2 separate regions of the Homo sapiens genome follow, and region 2 is linked to region 1. A link is a contact called in ENCODE Hi-C data. All regions are on one chromosome and are shown on one strand. Each heading gives the region's core, a stretch centred on a gene start or an enhancer-like site at or near the end of the contact. The rest is flanking DNA. Distances are from core to core; before and after follow the strand shown.

The links. Hi-C counts contacts between places; a loop is a spot of excess contacts on that map. Pooled maps may share reads with other maps.
Region 2: a loop to region 1 is called in a map of B cell, with 26 times the contacts of the local background. The contact joins the promoter of ZFAS1 here to the promoter of TP53RK in region 1. A Hi-C loop is called at or near these places in 1 of 168 maps with a recorded cell type or tissue (B cell), 1 of 37 single-sample maps with no recorded cell type and 8 of 50 pooled maps.

Annotation. Positions count from the first base shown.
Region 1 is chr20:46,686,093-46,693,183 of GRCh38, reverse strand. TP53RK (TP53 regulating kinase) reads left to right here and starts at 3,740. Exons shown (of 2, transcript NM_033550.4): 1 at 3,740-4,052; 2 at 5,953-7,091. The coding sequence starts at 3,770. The coding sequence ends at 6,431. TP53RK-DT (TP53RK divergent transcript) reads right to left here and starts at 3,885. Exons shown (of 1, transcript NR_186399.1): 1 at 2,895-3,885. RefSeq lists an enhancer at 3,292-3,881 and a silencer at 4,112-4,161.
Region 2 is chr20:49,274,496-49,281,586 of GRCh38, reverse strand. It overlaps ZFAS1 (ZNFX1 antisense RNA 1), which reads right to left and starts at 3,409. Exons shown (of 4, transcript NR_036658.2): 1 at 2,871-3,409; 2 at 2,379-2,483; 3 at 1,017-1,102. It overlaps ZNFX1 (zinc finger NFX1-type containing 1), which reads left to right and starts at 3,530. Exons shown (of 14, transcript NM_021035.3): 1 at 3,530-3,566; 2 at 5,700-5,808. The coding sequence starts at 5,748. SNORD12C (small nucleolar RNA, C/D box 12C) reads right to left here and starts at 2,642; the gene lies at 2,564-2,642. SNORD12B (small nucleolar RNA, C/D box 12B) reads right to left here and starts at 1,274; the gene lies at 1,172-1,274. It also overlaps SNORD12. RefSeq lists enhancers at 2,826-3,025, 2,901-3,195, 2,953-3,453, 3,454-3,954, 4,296-4,355 and silencers at 3,116-3,475, 3,526-3,755.

The sequences.
Region 1 (7,091 bases), core at 2,491-4,990:
TCCTGCTAGCCCCTGTCAATGACACATTTTCCTTATTTGTTTATTGCTGGTTTCCACCCACTAGAATGTAAACTCCATGAGGGCAGTAATAATTATTCTCTATTTTGTTTACAGCTCTGTCCCCAGGGCCTAGCACAGTACCTGGCCTATAGTAGTCACTCAATAAATATTTATTAAATTAATTGGTGAATAAATCACTGAATGGGCATCTGGTGCTGGTGGGTGGGAAGTGAAGAAGAGGCCATAGGTTCTCTTTCAGGCTCAGAAAGGGCTAAAAAGTAGACCCCTCCCTCCCCTTTACTGCTTGGCTGTTCTACCCAGAGCTCAGCTGCATATTTTGCAGCCAGAGGTCAAGGCCCCAAAGGGCCATGCTTGGTGTAGTCACCCCAGGCTCACAGCACCTCTCCTCCAGCAAGAGAAATCCTTTGGGACCAGGCCACTGTCCTTGTTCTTTCAGCTCCCAGCCTGTCCCCAGTGCCAACCTGCCAGCAGCCATGTGGAGCTGCTGGTCCTTGTCCAACCCAATCCTACCCTGTGTCTGTTCTCACTGCCTGGAACCTGAGCACCCTCCCTCTCCACCCCCTGACTGAGCGTTCCAGCACCTGAGAATCTCAATGAAGATGAAGATATGGGAAAATGAGACATGAATTTGACTGAAGCATAAATAGGCACAAAACTTTGGGAGGGTAGTTTGGCTGAGGAGTCGAGTTTCAAAGTGCTTGTCACCTACAACCCAGCAATATCACCTGTAGAAAGATGTCCTCAGAAACATTCATGTGTGCAAAGATGGCTGGATAAGCCTGCTCACTGCAGCACTGTTTATAAGAGACAACAAAACAAAAAAAAATGAAACAAAACTGGAGAAGTAACATTGTTAAAATGTCCTACAGATTCCATGTAATTCTTATCAATATTCCAATGACATTTTTGTAGAAATAAAAAATTCTAAAATTTATATAGAATCATAATAGACTCCATATAGTCAAAGCAATCTTGAGCAAAAAGAACAAAGCTGGAGGCATCATATTGCCTGACTTCAAAATATACTACAAAGTTATTGTAATCAAAACAGCATGTCACTGGCATAAAAACAGGCACATAGACCAATGGAACAGAATAGAGAGCCCAGAAATAAATCCACGCACTATAGTCAATTGAGTTTCATCAAACATGCCAAGAACGCGTAATGGAGAAAGGACAGTCTTTTCTATAAATGGTGTTGGGACAACTGGATATTCATGTGAAAGAATTTAGACTCTTATCTTACATCATATGCAAAAATCAACTCAAAATGGATTAGACTTAAATGTAAGAGCCAAAACTATAAAACTCTTATAAGAAAACAGGGACAAAATGTCATGGCATTGGCCTGAGCAACGATTTTTTGTGTAGGACTCTCAAAACACAGGCAGCAAAAGTGAAAATAGACAAATGGAATTGCATCAAACTAAAACGTTTCTGCACAGTCAAGAAAAAAGAAAAAAAAAGAGTGAAAAGACAAACTACAGAATGGGAGAAAATTTTTGCAAACCATACATCTGATGAGGGGTTAATATCCAAATATATAAGGAATACAATCCAATAGTAAGAAAGGACAAAACCTGAATTAAAAGTAGGCAAAAGATCCAAAGAAATCTTTCTCAAAAGAAGACATAAAAATGGACAACGGGTATATTAAAAAAAAATGCTCAACATCACTAATCATCAGCGAAATGCAAATTAAACCCACAATGAGATATCACCTCTGACCTGTTAGAATCGCTATTTTAAAACATAAGAAAGATAATAAGTGTTGGCAAGGATGTGGAGAAAAGGGAACCGTTGCACCCTGTTGATAGGAATGTAAATTAGTACAGACATTATGGACAACAGTATGGAGGTTCTTCAAAAAAAATAAAAATAGAACTACCTTATGATCCAGCAACCCTACTACTGGGTACATATCCAAAGGAAACAAAATCAGTATATTGAAGAGATGTCTGCAGTCCCATGTTAATTGCAGCATCATTCACAATTCTCAATCTGAGTGTCCATCACTAAATGAATGGATAAAAATATGGTACATTTATATACACAATGGGATACTATTCAGCCTTTAAAAAGAATGGAATGCTGTCATTTACAGCAACATGGATGGAACAGGAGGATATTGTGTTAAATGAAATAAGCTAGGCACAGAAAGACAAATATCCCATGATCTCACTTATATGAGGAAGGTAAGAAAAGTTGAACTCATGCAAGCAGAGTAGAATGGTGGTTACCAGGCGGTGGGGTAGGGGGAGGGAGATAGGGAGGATTTTGAGAAGTTGGTCAAAGGATACAAAATTTCAGTTAGATAGGAGGAAACATTCATGAAATCTATTGCACGACATGGTGACTATAGATAATAACAATGGGTTGTATTCTTGAAAAATGCTAAGATAATAGATTTTAAGTGTCCTCACCCCCGAAATGATCAGTATGTTAGGTAACGTTAACTAGCTGGATTTAGCCATTCCACAATGTATACATATTTCAAAACATGTTACTTACGATAAACACGTACAATTTTTACTTTTCCTTATGTACGTCTTCATCTGGCTGTTCATTTTTATCTTTTATACTATCTTTTATAATAAACTGGCAATAGTAAGTAAAGTGTTTTCCTGAGAAACAACAAACTGGAAACAACTGTTTAGCAACAAGAAACTGCCTGACCAGGTAGAAGGACGTGGTAGCTCTGTATGTATTGATATGGAATATAGTCTGAGATAAATTGTTTAGGAAAATGAAAAGCAAGTTGCCAAAGAACCCACAGTATGATGTCATTTATGTTGGAAAAAACGCCACAACGATGTGTGAGTGTGCACACTGAATGAAAGAAAATTCTGGAAAGAAACTAACGGCCAGCAGTGTCACAAGGGGGATAGGTAGTTTATTTATTTATGTGTGCGTGTGCAAAGTTCCGTATTGTAAGAATTTGCTACAGCCTGTGTTATTATAAGCTTTGTAATGAAACAGGTAGAAACTGAAAAAGTTTAATTATTCCCAATTCAGTTTAGGTTCTGTCTCCGGAAGACTTTCCCGGATTCCCCAGCCCCCACTCCCCACCCCATCTTACCACCCCCTCTGCCAGCTCTGAGTCTCAATTTTCTTTTCTGTAAGGATTTTCATCATTTAACCTTATTTCTTCTGAATGCACTAAATGGTAGTTATCCTAGCACTTAAGAGGATGTCGGAAACATGGTTCATTGTCTGACCCTTCCGACTCTGACTTGTATGAGCACATTTTGGGGGGAATGTAGGAGTCAGGGGAAGAGGAGTTCCAAAAAGAGACTACTAGAGGGTACAGCTGTCCCGGAAGAGACTTCTGAAGAGAGCAAAGCGCGTCCGACGTTTTTCTCGAGAGGCGCCGAAGTTTTCCGGAAAGAGACGACCAACTGAGAGGTGGGCCCCCAAAGCCGGCTGCGAGAGTCACCGAAGATTTCCGGAGAGCCAAGGAGTCGGGAAGAGCCACTTACTGAGCGTTGCCGAACGTGTACGGAGATAGCCGAAGAGGCGGAAGGCGGGGCCACAAGAGCCCTTCCTGCAGGGAACCTCAGGCTTCAGAGAGCCGAAAAGTTGGGAGGCGTAACCACTTACAGGCCGGAAGTGTCCGGGGTGGACGCATTCGGGTAGCCGAAGAAGTCCCAGGATTGCCGAAGAAGTCCCAGGATTTCCGAAGCGAGCCGAAGCATCGCGACAGTTTTCAGAGACAGCTGATCGGTTGGAGCTGTTGCGCCGAGCAGTCATGGCGGCGGCCAGAGCTACTACGCCGGCCGATGGCGAGGAGCCCGCCCCGGAGGCTGAGGCTCTGGCCGCAGCCCGGGAGCGGAGCAGCCGCTTCTTGAGCGGCCTGGAGCTGGTGAAGCAGGGTGCCGAGGCGCGCGTGTTCCGTGGCCGCTTCCAGGGCCGCGCGGCGGTGATCAAGCACCGCTTCCCCAAGGGCTACCGGCACCCGGCGCTGGAGGCGCGGCTTGGCAGACGGCGGACGGTGCAGGAGGCCCGGGCGCTCCTCCGCTGTCGCCGCGCTGGTAAGGTGGGCCGGGATCCCGGCGTGGGCGGCCCCGAGGCTCTGGGGCCTGGGCGGGTGAGGGACTCCCCTGCGCTCCGAAGCTGGATTTCCCTCAGTTTCTCCTTCTGTGCCTTCTGCGGTGTCCGGCCTTTCGGAAATGTTATTCTTTCATCCCTTTTTTCATTCGTTAAGTCTTAAGAAACCACGTGGCCATGCAGCGTCAAGCTTTTGTCCTGAGGCCGTTCTGCCTGGTTCAAATCTGGGATCTGTCATTATTGCTCAATGTTGAACATGTTTAACTTCCCTGAGCCTTGGTTTCCCCATTTGACTCGTTTCAATTTTCGATCATTATCTTTCCATTTATTAGTTTTAAGAAACATGTAATGACAAGTACTTGCCCCACTGGAGCCAGGCTCCCTGGGTTGAAATACTAACTCTGCTGCTTGTGTAGCCTTTCAACAAGTTATTTAGCCTCTCAGCCTCGGTTTTCTCACCTGTAAAATGGGAGACATAGTAGCAGTATCCATGTCATAGGGATGTTGTGACCATTAGAGGAGGTATGTGTGTCACGTATTATGTTCAAATGTGTGCCTGGCACATAGTGCCCAATAAATGTTGGATTTCATTAAATTGCCTATTTTTTCATTAAACATCATTGTGCGCCAGCACCATAAACTTTGTCCTCAGATGAGAAAGTGACACTCAGAGAGAAGTAACTTGCCCAAGGTTACACGGTTACTAAGTGGCCGGTCCAGGCCCTCAGCTCCTTATGCCTCTGACTCAGAAGCCCTGGCTTTTTACTTTTACGCTTCTTGCCTTTCTTTTATCAGTATTTTTTAGGTACCAGTGGGTACCAGGACATTGTTAAGTGCTGGGAGATCTGGGTGGGGGATATTCAGTAGCCAACAAGCGGACACATTGCTGCCCTTTCAGAGACTTAAGATTTCATGAAGTTATTTGTGTATTCATATTTCTGTTTTCAGCCTCATGATCTGTTTCGTTAAGCAGAGATTGTATTATAGCTGGCTTGTTTATTGCTGTATCCCCATTGATAACATCTCTCAGTTTCTAGAAAAGTATACTGAGCCTGGTTGACTTTCAGTAAAGATTCATTGAGTTTATTGGAGCTATTGTTCCTTGTATAGTAGCAGAAACTGAGGCTTAGAGAAGTTAATGTAATTTTAAGATTAGATTAGACAACTAATAAGAAAAGCAGCTGGGATTTGAACCCTGTCCTCTCTGACTACGAAGATGAACCTCGAAGCTAGCACACTGCTTGGCCTCCTGTTTGTGTCCTCATCAGTAGAAACTGCTCTGACTGGGCTGTGCCTTGCTCTTTGTTTTTGTTTTTTGAGACAGTGTCTCACTTTGTCACCCAGGCTGGAGTGGTGCAGTGGCACAATCTCAGCTCACTGCAACTTACGCTCCCTGAGTTCAAGCTATTCTCCTGCCTCAGCCTCCCGAGTAGCTGGGACTACAGGCGTGAGCCACCACACCTGGCTAATTTTTGTATTTTTAGTAGAGATGGGGGTCTCGAACTTCTGACCTCAAGTGATCCGCCTGCCTCCGCCTCCCAAAGTGCTGGGATTACAGGCATGAGCCACCACACCCGGCCTTTGTTTTGTTTGTTTTTTAGAGAGTGAGTGTGACAAATGAAGTCCAGTGAGAAAGGGTGGTTTGGAAGGGAGGAGGAAGCTATGGCCTCCTCAGTTTAGCTGTGGGGTGTTCCCAGGCATAGTCCTGCAGTGGGCATGAGCAGGGGAATATTCCAGATGAGTTCAGTTGTACCATTTCCTGTAGCATTCCTCAATAGTCCTGAAATAAGTAGATATAGATGGAAAAACTGGCTTAATCTTTGAAAATTAAGTTTACCCGTTAAAAAAAATCCAACCCAATAACCACTTATGTCTTGATTTCAGGAATATCTGCCCCAGTTGTCTTTTTTGTGGACTATGCTTCCAACTGCTTATATATGGAAGAAATTGAAGGCTCAGTGACTGTTCGAGATTATATTCAGTCCACTATGGAGACTGAAAAAACTCCCCAGGGTCTCTCCAACTTAGCCAAGACAATTGGGCAGGTTTTGGCTCGAATGCACGATGAAGACCTCATTCATGGTGATCTCACCACCTCCAACATGCTCCTGAAACCCCCCCTGGAACAGCTGAACATTGTGCTCATAGACTTTGGGCTGAGTTTCATTTCAGCACTTCCAGAGGATAAGGGAGTAGACCTCTATGTCCTGGAGAAGGCCTTCCTCAGTACCCATCCCAACACTGAAACTGTGTTTGAAGCCTTTCTGAAGAGCTACTCCACCTCCTCCAAAAAGGCCAGGCCAGTGCTAAAAAAATTAGATGAAGTGCGCCTGAGAGGAAGAAAGAGGTCCATGGTTGGGTAGAAGAATGTGTATGACAACCACACACAGTGAAGCTCTTTTTTCAAAGTAAATTTGAAGAAATGCTACAAGTATGAGATGAGATCTAAGTAAAGGTGTTAAGATATTTTTAAGTGGTATGTGATCGTGTCATTATCATCTGCACTTCACTCAAGAGCTTACTATGTGTCTAAGTCATGTTCTAGGCAGAATTGGGTATTTAAAGTAAATTGAGGACAGGCTTCTCCCAGATTGTGACATGTATATCTCAGATACATGGGTGTGGCATTGAACCACATAATGAGAACATTATTCTCTTTTTAGTCCTTGTGAGACAAGGATGAAGTCTCAGTTGCTGATACTCGCTGAGCTTACTGGCCCTCTAACCCAGTGTTTTTTTTTGTTGTTGTTGTGTACATGTTATATTTATTTTGAAACCAGTTTAATGGGATACAACCAGCATTTTAAAAAATGAAATAGAATACAGCATGGAAAATATCAGTGTATTGTTTTATGAAACTTTCACGTGTATATATAGACCAAGGATATGTGCTGAGTTTTGATGTCAAATATATTTCTCTTTCAGGGTCATGATCAAAAAATGAAAAGTCTGCTTAACTCCAATTTCTCTTTTAAAAAAGCAGACTTACAGCTTTCAGGCAACTGAAATTCATGTTAACATGT
Region 2 (7,091 bases), core at 2,160-4,659, 2.6 Mb before region 1:
GGGGGAAATCGTTAGATACAATGGATTTCTCTTCAAAGTTTTAACTTCCTTGTTCTTTGTTCTTAAGGTCAACTTCCTCATACCTTCCTGCTCCGAGTTACCCGTTCTATAAACAACTTCTCCGGCCAATCTCAACCTGTAACCTGTTCCCTATTTGGAAAAGTCCCCCTCACTCCTAGCAACCAGCTCTGTAAACAAGTTTCCTGCCCTTCCCACAGCTGTAACCCACATGCCTCCTGTTTAAAATAGCCAATCAGGACTAGTTTAGATTGCGCTGTCGACTCCAGCCAATGGGGATAGGACACAGAAGCAGGGACTACTTGTTAGGAATAAAAACCCTTTCTCTCTTTTGTTAGGTGTGCTCTTGCCAGGAATGCCAGCAGCAGCACCCTACGGCAGAAGTAAATTTGCCTTGCTGAGAAATCTTTTGTTCAAGTGCTCGTTTTCTTTGGAACTCCAAGCTCTTATTTCCAACAAAGACCTAGTAATACCAACAGGCCAATGTCAGTCCTAATGACTTATTCTCCCAGTTTTATACCCAACTTGGAAATGGGTCCTGAGGTTAGGCCCAGTTGGACAAATTTTGCGGTGGGGTTTGGCAGATAGAAAGCAGAAACCTCACCTGTTACAAGGCAGACTGAATCAAGCCAAGATCAACACACACTGGTACACGTGGCTCCCAACCTATAGAAAGTTAACAGGTCAAAAGAAGCCATCTGAATGCTGGAAAAAATAGAGAAAGCCCAGTTCCCATGAACAAGCAATAGTCTCTGATAAAGATAAGCAGAAAACAAAGATAGGAGTTATTACTGGGGCCAATGCATCAGACAAAACTGGCCAATAGTGTAGAGATCAACAGGGTCGATCTGATGGGGAAAGAAGCTGTATCATCAGCTGCAAAGGCCACATTTGAGTCGTACAAGAAGTAGGGTGACAAACCCACACTGAAAAGCAGCTACTACCCCCTCCAGAGCCTGTGTCTACTCAGCCAGGGAAGACGTGTTGGCACCACTTACCAATTTTATATGTATATATATATTCTACTTCCAACACCCGCATTCATCCTGGTTCAATCAAAGCCTGGTTTTGGCCAACAATAAACCTGAAATGAAAAAACAGAAAAATGAGCTCCCATCAGCTAGATGCCCAGGGGAGCTGGGACAAAGGAGCTGCTCAAGCTGGCATATCAGACAGAAACTGGCTTAGAAAAGTTAGATCAACATAGTCGATCTGTCGGGGAAAAAAGCTAAGTCATCATATATGCCAGCAGGAAGTTCTTGAGTGAGGAGTAAGATTTGAAAGCCATGAGGAGTAAGATTTGGTTGGTATGCTTCATATTTGCAAATTTGCATTCGGTGTTTGAGCACTTCTGTGTTGTATCCTGTAGCTGGCAATAACTTGGTAGCCAAACCAAACACCCCTGTCTTCAGTGCTTACACTCTGAGTACAGGCCCATGATAGAAGCCAGTGTGGCTGGAAGAGTTGAGGAAGTAGTTGGCATTTACTGAGTTGGGAAGTGAACAAGTACCAAGAGATTGCATTTTAACACAAGTTACCACAAGTTACCTGACAAAAGAACAATCTGGAACAATAAGCTTCACATGTGTTCCCATGAAGCCCAGACTTTGTAAACGCCTCACTCCTGGACTCTAGCAAAAATATTAGTTATGTAGTCGGGCACTGGTTTGAGTGGCTAGTTCAACAGAAAAACACATTTGGCTTTCCAAAATATGTCAATAAATCATCCCTCCACTTGGAAATTTAAGCGCCCCAACACACAGGAAGAATGGAATCCAAAAATATGTTTAAGTGGCATTAAAATGTTAAACGCCTCTTCACTAACAAGGTTCTTTCACTTCAGGCATTTCTCTTAAACCTGTTTCTTCACCAGAAACCTAGTTCCAATATTTGAACTGTGAGAATAAAACATTCAGAACATGTTTTTCTTTTTTTTTTTTTTTTGAGACGGAGTCTGGCTCTGTTGCCCCGACTGTAGGGCAGTGGCGCAATCTCAACTCACTACAACCTCCGCCGCCCGGGTTCGGGCAATTCTCCTGCCTCAGCCTTGTGAGTTGCTGGGATTACAGGCGCGTACCACCACGCCCAGCTAATTTCTGTATTTTTAATAGAGTCAGGGTTTCACCATGTTGGCCAGGCTGGTCTCCAAATCTTGACCTCAGGTGACCCATCTGCCTTGGCCTCCCCAAGTGCTGGGGTTACAGGCGTCAGCCACAGCGCCCGGCCGTCAGAACACTTTTTTAAATACCTAATAAATGCTCGATAGAAAGTGCTTTGTTAAATCCCACGTTTTCCTAGAAAACTAAAGCTTCTCAAAGCACGTGTTTTCTACAGTAGACCCATAGGAGACAAAGACTTACTCGTCAGGAGATCGAAGGTTGTAGATGTCTGCACGTGGCTTCCTTGGAGGTCCAGTGGTGACTCCCTCTTCCAAAATCCATTCTGTACCCGCTGGCTGCTCTAACCTGTGAACCAACAAATAAAGGGCGTTAACCGCCATCTTCCCACGGTCAGAAACGAACAAGGCCGGGCCTTTTGAGGCCGATGTATCAGAACTAACTGGCAAAATATAAGACGTCAGCATTGTCGATCTGATGGGGAAAAAAGTGAAGTCATCATTTACACCAGCCAAGGGCTTCTCAGGCCCGTGCAGAAGGCAGTGGCTTTTCCAGCTCCAGAAACTCATTTCTCCCACGCCCTTAAGGCCTATTTGGGGTCAGAGACGGAGAAGCCACGAGAAGGAGATTAGGGCTGGCCGCAGAGACGACGGCACAAAGAAGGGAAGGGAGGACCAGAGGTCTCCAACGAAGAACATGGAGTTTCCACTCACCACACACAAAACGGGAACTTACGGGCAGGACAATAGCGTATGAAGCCTGACTGCAACTAGGAGAAGTACCACACTCCGGGCACCGCAGACGCGAAAGAACGAATGGCTTCCTGAACCTCCCTTATATAACCAAAGATGGCTTTCGCACCTGCGCACTGGACCCGAAACGCTCTCTTTCCCGCCCGCTCCGCGCGCGTCGCTCTGGGAAATGTAGTCTCGAGCAGCACAGCCCGAGGCGCTCTAGTAGTTGTCCAGGCCGCGTCTAGCCCCGCCCCCTTCCCTCTACACGCCGGGCCACCCGGGCTTGTCCGCTTCCTCGCCATGTCGCGCTTCACACGCACCAAACCGCTCGACGGGTTCCCCTTCCTCTGGGGCCGGCTGAGGCCCGCAAAGGCCTTGGGCGCAGTCATCTCCCGCCCCCCGCGGTCCGCTCCCCTCAGCCGCGCCCGCCTGAGCCCGCCGGCTCCGCCGCCGGGGGGAGCTGAGGTGACGCCCTCCTCGAGGGCGGAGGCGCCGGCCGTGCCTGGGCCAGGCCCTCGTGCTCTCCACCCTGGGCCCCCGCCTCCTCCTTCTCCTCCTCTGGGCCGCCCGCCCGGCTCCGCCCAGGGTCTGCGGGGAACGGAAACCGAAAGTGCGCGGCGCCGGGCGGGGCCACCGACCTGCCTGGGCCGAAGCCCCAGCACTCGCCGGCGGCAGTGAAAGGACGCGCCGGAGCCGGGTGAGTGGCCCCGCAACTGCCCCTGCCCCTGATTCTTCCTTGCCTCGCCGCGAACCCCGGCGCCCGCGCCGACCCGCCACTGCCTCTGCCCGTAAGACCTGTCACCCTCTCAAGCCCCCAACGCACCCGTCACCCGCTCAGAGCCCCTGGCCCCTCAGCGCCCCGTCGCCCCCTCAATCCCCAGACCCCCATCACCCACTCAGAGCCTTGTCACCTCTTTGGCCCCCAGCGGCATCAGCACCCACTCAGAGCGCCTCTCAGCGCCCCGTCTCCCCCTCAGACCCCAGACCTCCATCGCCTACTCAGCGCCCCGTCACCCACTCAGCCCCTGGCCCATCTCAGCGCCCCGTCGCCCCTTCGGCTCCCCTGTACTCTCTTTAGTGTCCCCATCCCCTCAGCTGGCCCGTCGCTCTCCCCAGCACCCCCGACACCGTCACCGCTTCTGCCCTCAGCACTTCGATCTCCTCTGCCCCTACCCCTGTCTGTGCCCTCCCTTCTGCCACTCGCACCCCCCTCATTCCTCCGGCCTCACCTCCTGTCACCTTATCAATCCCCCTCTTCTACAGAGCACCTCGGCACCCCCTTCAGCCTGCTCCCTGCCCCCACCCCGCCGCCTCCGTCCTCAGCAAGCACCCCCTGGTGCTCGCTACCACCCTCTCCCCAAGGCCCCCATAACCCCGCCACCTCACAGCCTTGGCGCTCCCTGACCCCATAACATTTCCATTAGGGACCGTGGGCTCCCTGGGTCAGGGATTCCCCAGGACCCTGGAGACTTCCCCCAAACCCAGCTCTGCCTCCGACCTCAGCCTCCTGCGTCCCACTCTGGTGATGACTAGCCCCTCTCATTCTGACTCCAGGCCAGCTTGATCATCACTGATTTTCTTCTTCGTGCCCTTTAGGCCTTGATTCCCCCCACCAAAAAAAAACACTTCAGTCTGTTTTCGATCCCAGCATTTCCTGTTCATGTCTACTCCTCCCTTCCTTCCCTTGCCTTTTTTTTAACATCTTTTTTTCTTTTCTTCCGTTTCTTTTAAATTTTCTGGAGTTTCTATTTTAGCATTTTTCAACAAGGGGAAGAAGGAATTTTCCCCTCGGAGAATTGAAAATAAACAAACAAACTCTAAATACTGAGCCTGCGCCAGGAGGGCTGGGTTTGATAAGATGAGGGAGGGGACTCACCAGAGATATTCCCAGGGGGAAGAAAAGAGACTCCTTTTTCAGATGAGGAAAAAAGCTGCCCCTCATATAATGCCAAATGTAGTCACAGTTTCCAATTATGAATATTTTAGAACTCAGTGAAGACAGTCTCAAAAATCCCTTTGCTGAGGACTCTGAGTCACCCACTCTTTCCTTAGCCCCAGCCCACACCATGTGTATGAGTTGGGTTGAGAAGCTCCCTTAAAGGGGCTTCCTCTTCCTCTTACAGGACCAGTGTCAAAAATCACCAAGGTAGAAGAATGAGGAGGAAGAAAGAATATCAGATTTCTAGCTGGTCCTGAGGAAACAGCACCTCGTAGTTGCCAAACCTCCTGGTTATTGAAACATGTAATTTCTTTCTCTTGATTCAGTAGAGCAGAGAGCTTAATCATTTGGCTCCATTCCAAAGAGTAGGCTAAGGGGATAACTGCTCACTAATTATTTATAAACTGTAGGGTACTGCAAGCTATTGGGTACTATATAAGTGGCAGATATGTAAATGCCAGATAAGGTGGTGAGCACATGGTTTTGGATTAACAAAAATGTACTCCTTTTTGTCCTGGCAACAATATTGTCTGCTTCTTAGGAAAGGAAAATGAAACCTAGCAACTGATTAAGTAACTTGGCTAAAGGCATAAACCAAACAGCAGTTTTGAATGGGAATTGATGACATTCCCTCTACCCCAAGAAAGTGCCAGGGTAAAAGAAAGGGGAATTCTATCTCTTGAAATCAGCTAAATTGTGAATTTAATATTTTATATCATAATTGGGCATTTGCAGAGTCGAGCACTTGTGCTCTAGATTAAAATCTGTATTTAACCCTTAGTTAACAAATCATTAAAATGTTAACAAAGGCAGAAGGACTGGCTTGATGGTGTTTGGGTTTTTGCTGCTAGATGCTATGTTTCGAGGACACTGATAACTCAACATGTGCAGTTTTCCAGATAACAGAAAGTAACGTGAAGGAATTCAGGTGACTCAGACATGGAGGAGAGAAGACCTCATCTGGATGCCAGGCCCAGGAATTCCCATACCAACCACAGAGGTAAGCAAGGTTTCCTACCTAATGAGAAGGAAATTCTAGTAATAAAAGAAGGAAATAGGGCTCTCTATAAATGAGCAGGCCTACCTAAGATTGTCTGCATCTCTCAAGTAAAGAATGACTATGGCTGGATGCAGTGGCTCAAGCCTATAATCCTAGCATTTTGGGAGCCTGAGGCGGGAGGATTGTTTACGCCCAGGGGATTGAGACCAGCCTGGGCAACATGGCAATAGGCTTTCTCTACAAAAAAATATATAAATTAGCCGGGCTTGGTGCTGCGTGCCTGTAGTCCCAGCTACTTAGGCTACTTGGGAGGCTGAAGTGGGAGGATCCCTTGAACCTCAGGAAGGGGTGGGTGTAGAAGGCAGAGGTTGCTCTGGACTGTGATCTGGCCTCTGCACTCCAGCCTGGGTGACAGAAAGACCTTGTCTCAAAAAAAAAAAGAATGAGTTATTTCTTAATTACTTCATGAATTACTCTGAAAAACAGCCAACCCTCCACTTTTCCTAAGAGAGCTGATGAATGGGTGCAGTTCACTTTAACAAAAACAGTGATAGAGTTTCAGAAAGGGAAATGACGTTTGGTGTAGAGCAGCATCCAATAGAAACAATGTAAGCCAAGAGCATAAGTTTTTATTTTTTATTTTATTTTTTTTTTTTGAGACAGAGTCTCGCTCTTTCGCCCAGGCTGGAGTGCAGTGGCGCGATCTCTGCTCACTGCAAGCTCCGCCTCCCGGGTTCACGCCATTCTCCTGCCTCAGCCTCCCAAGTAGCTGGGATTACAGGTGCCCACCACCACGCCCGGCTAATTTTTTTGTATTTTCAGTAGAGACGGGGTTTCACCGTGTTAGCCAGGATGGTCTTGATCTCCTGACCTCGTGATCCGCCTGCCTCGGCCTCCCAAAGTGCTGGGATTACAGGCGTGAGCCACCACGCCCGGCCTAGTTTTTATTTTCTAGAAACATCATTTTAAAACGTAAGAAGAAACAGATGAAATTTATTTATGTATTTATTTATTTATTTTGAGACGGAGTCTCGCTCTGTTGCCCAGGCTGGAGTGCAGTGGTGCGATCTCGGTTCACTGCAACCTCCACCTCCCAGGTTCAAGCGATTCTCCTGCCTCAGCCTCCCAAGTAGCTGGGATTACAGGTGCCTGCCACCATGCCCAGCTAATTTTCGTGTTTTTAGTAGAGACAGGGTTTCACTATGTTGGACCAGAATGGTCTCAAACTCCTAACCTCAGGTGATCCACCCACCTTGGCCTCCCAAAGTGCTAGCATTACAGGC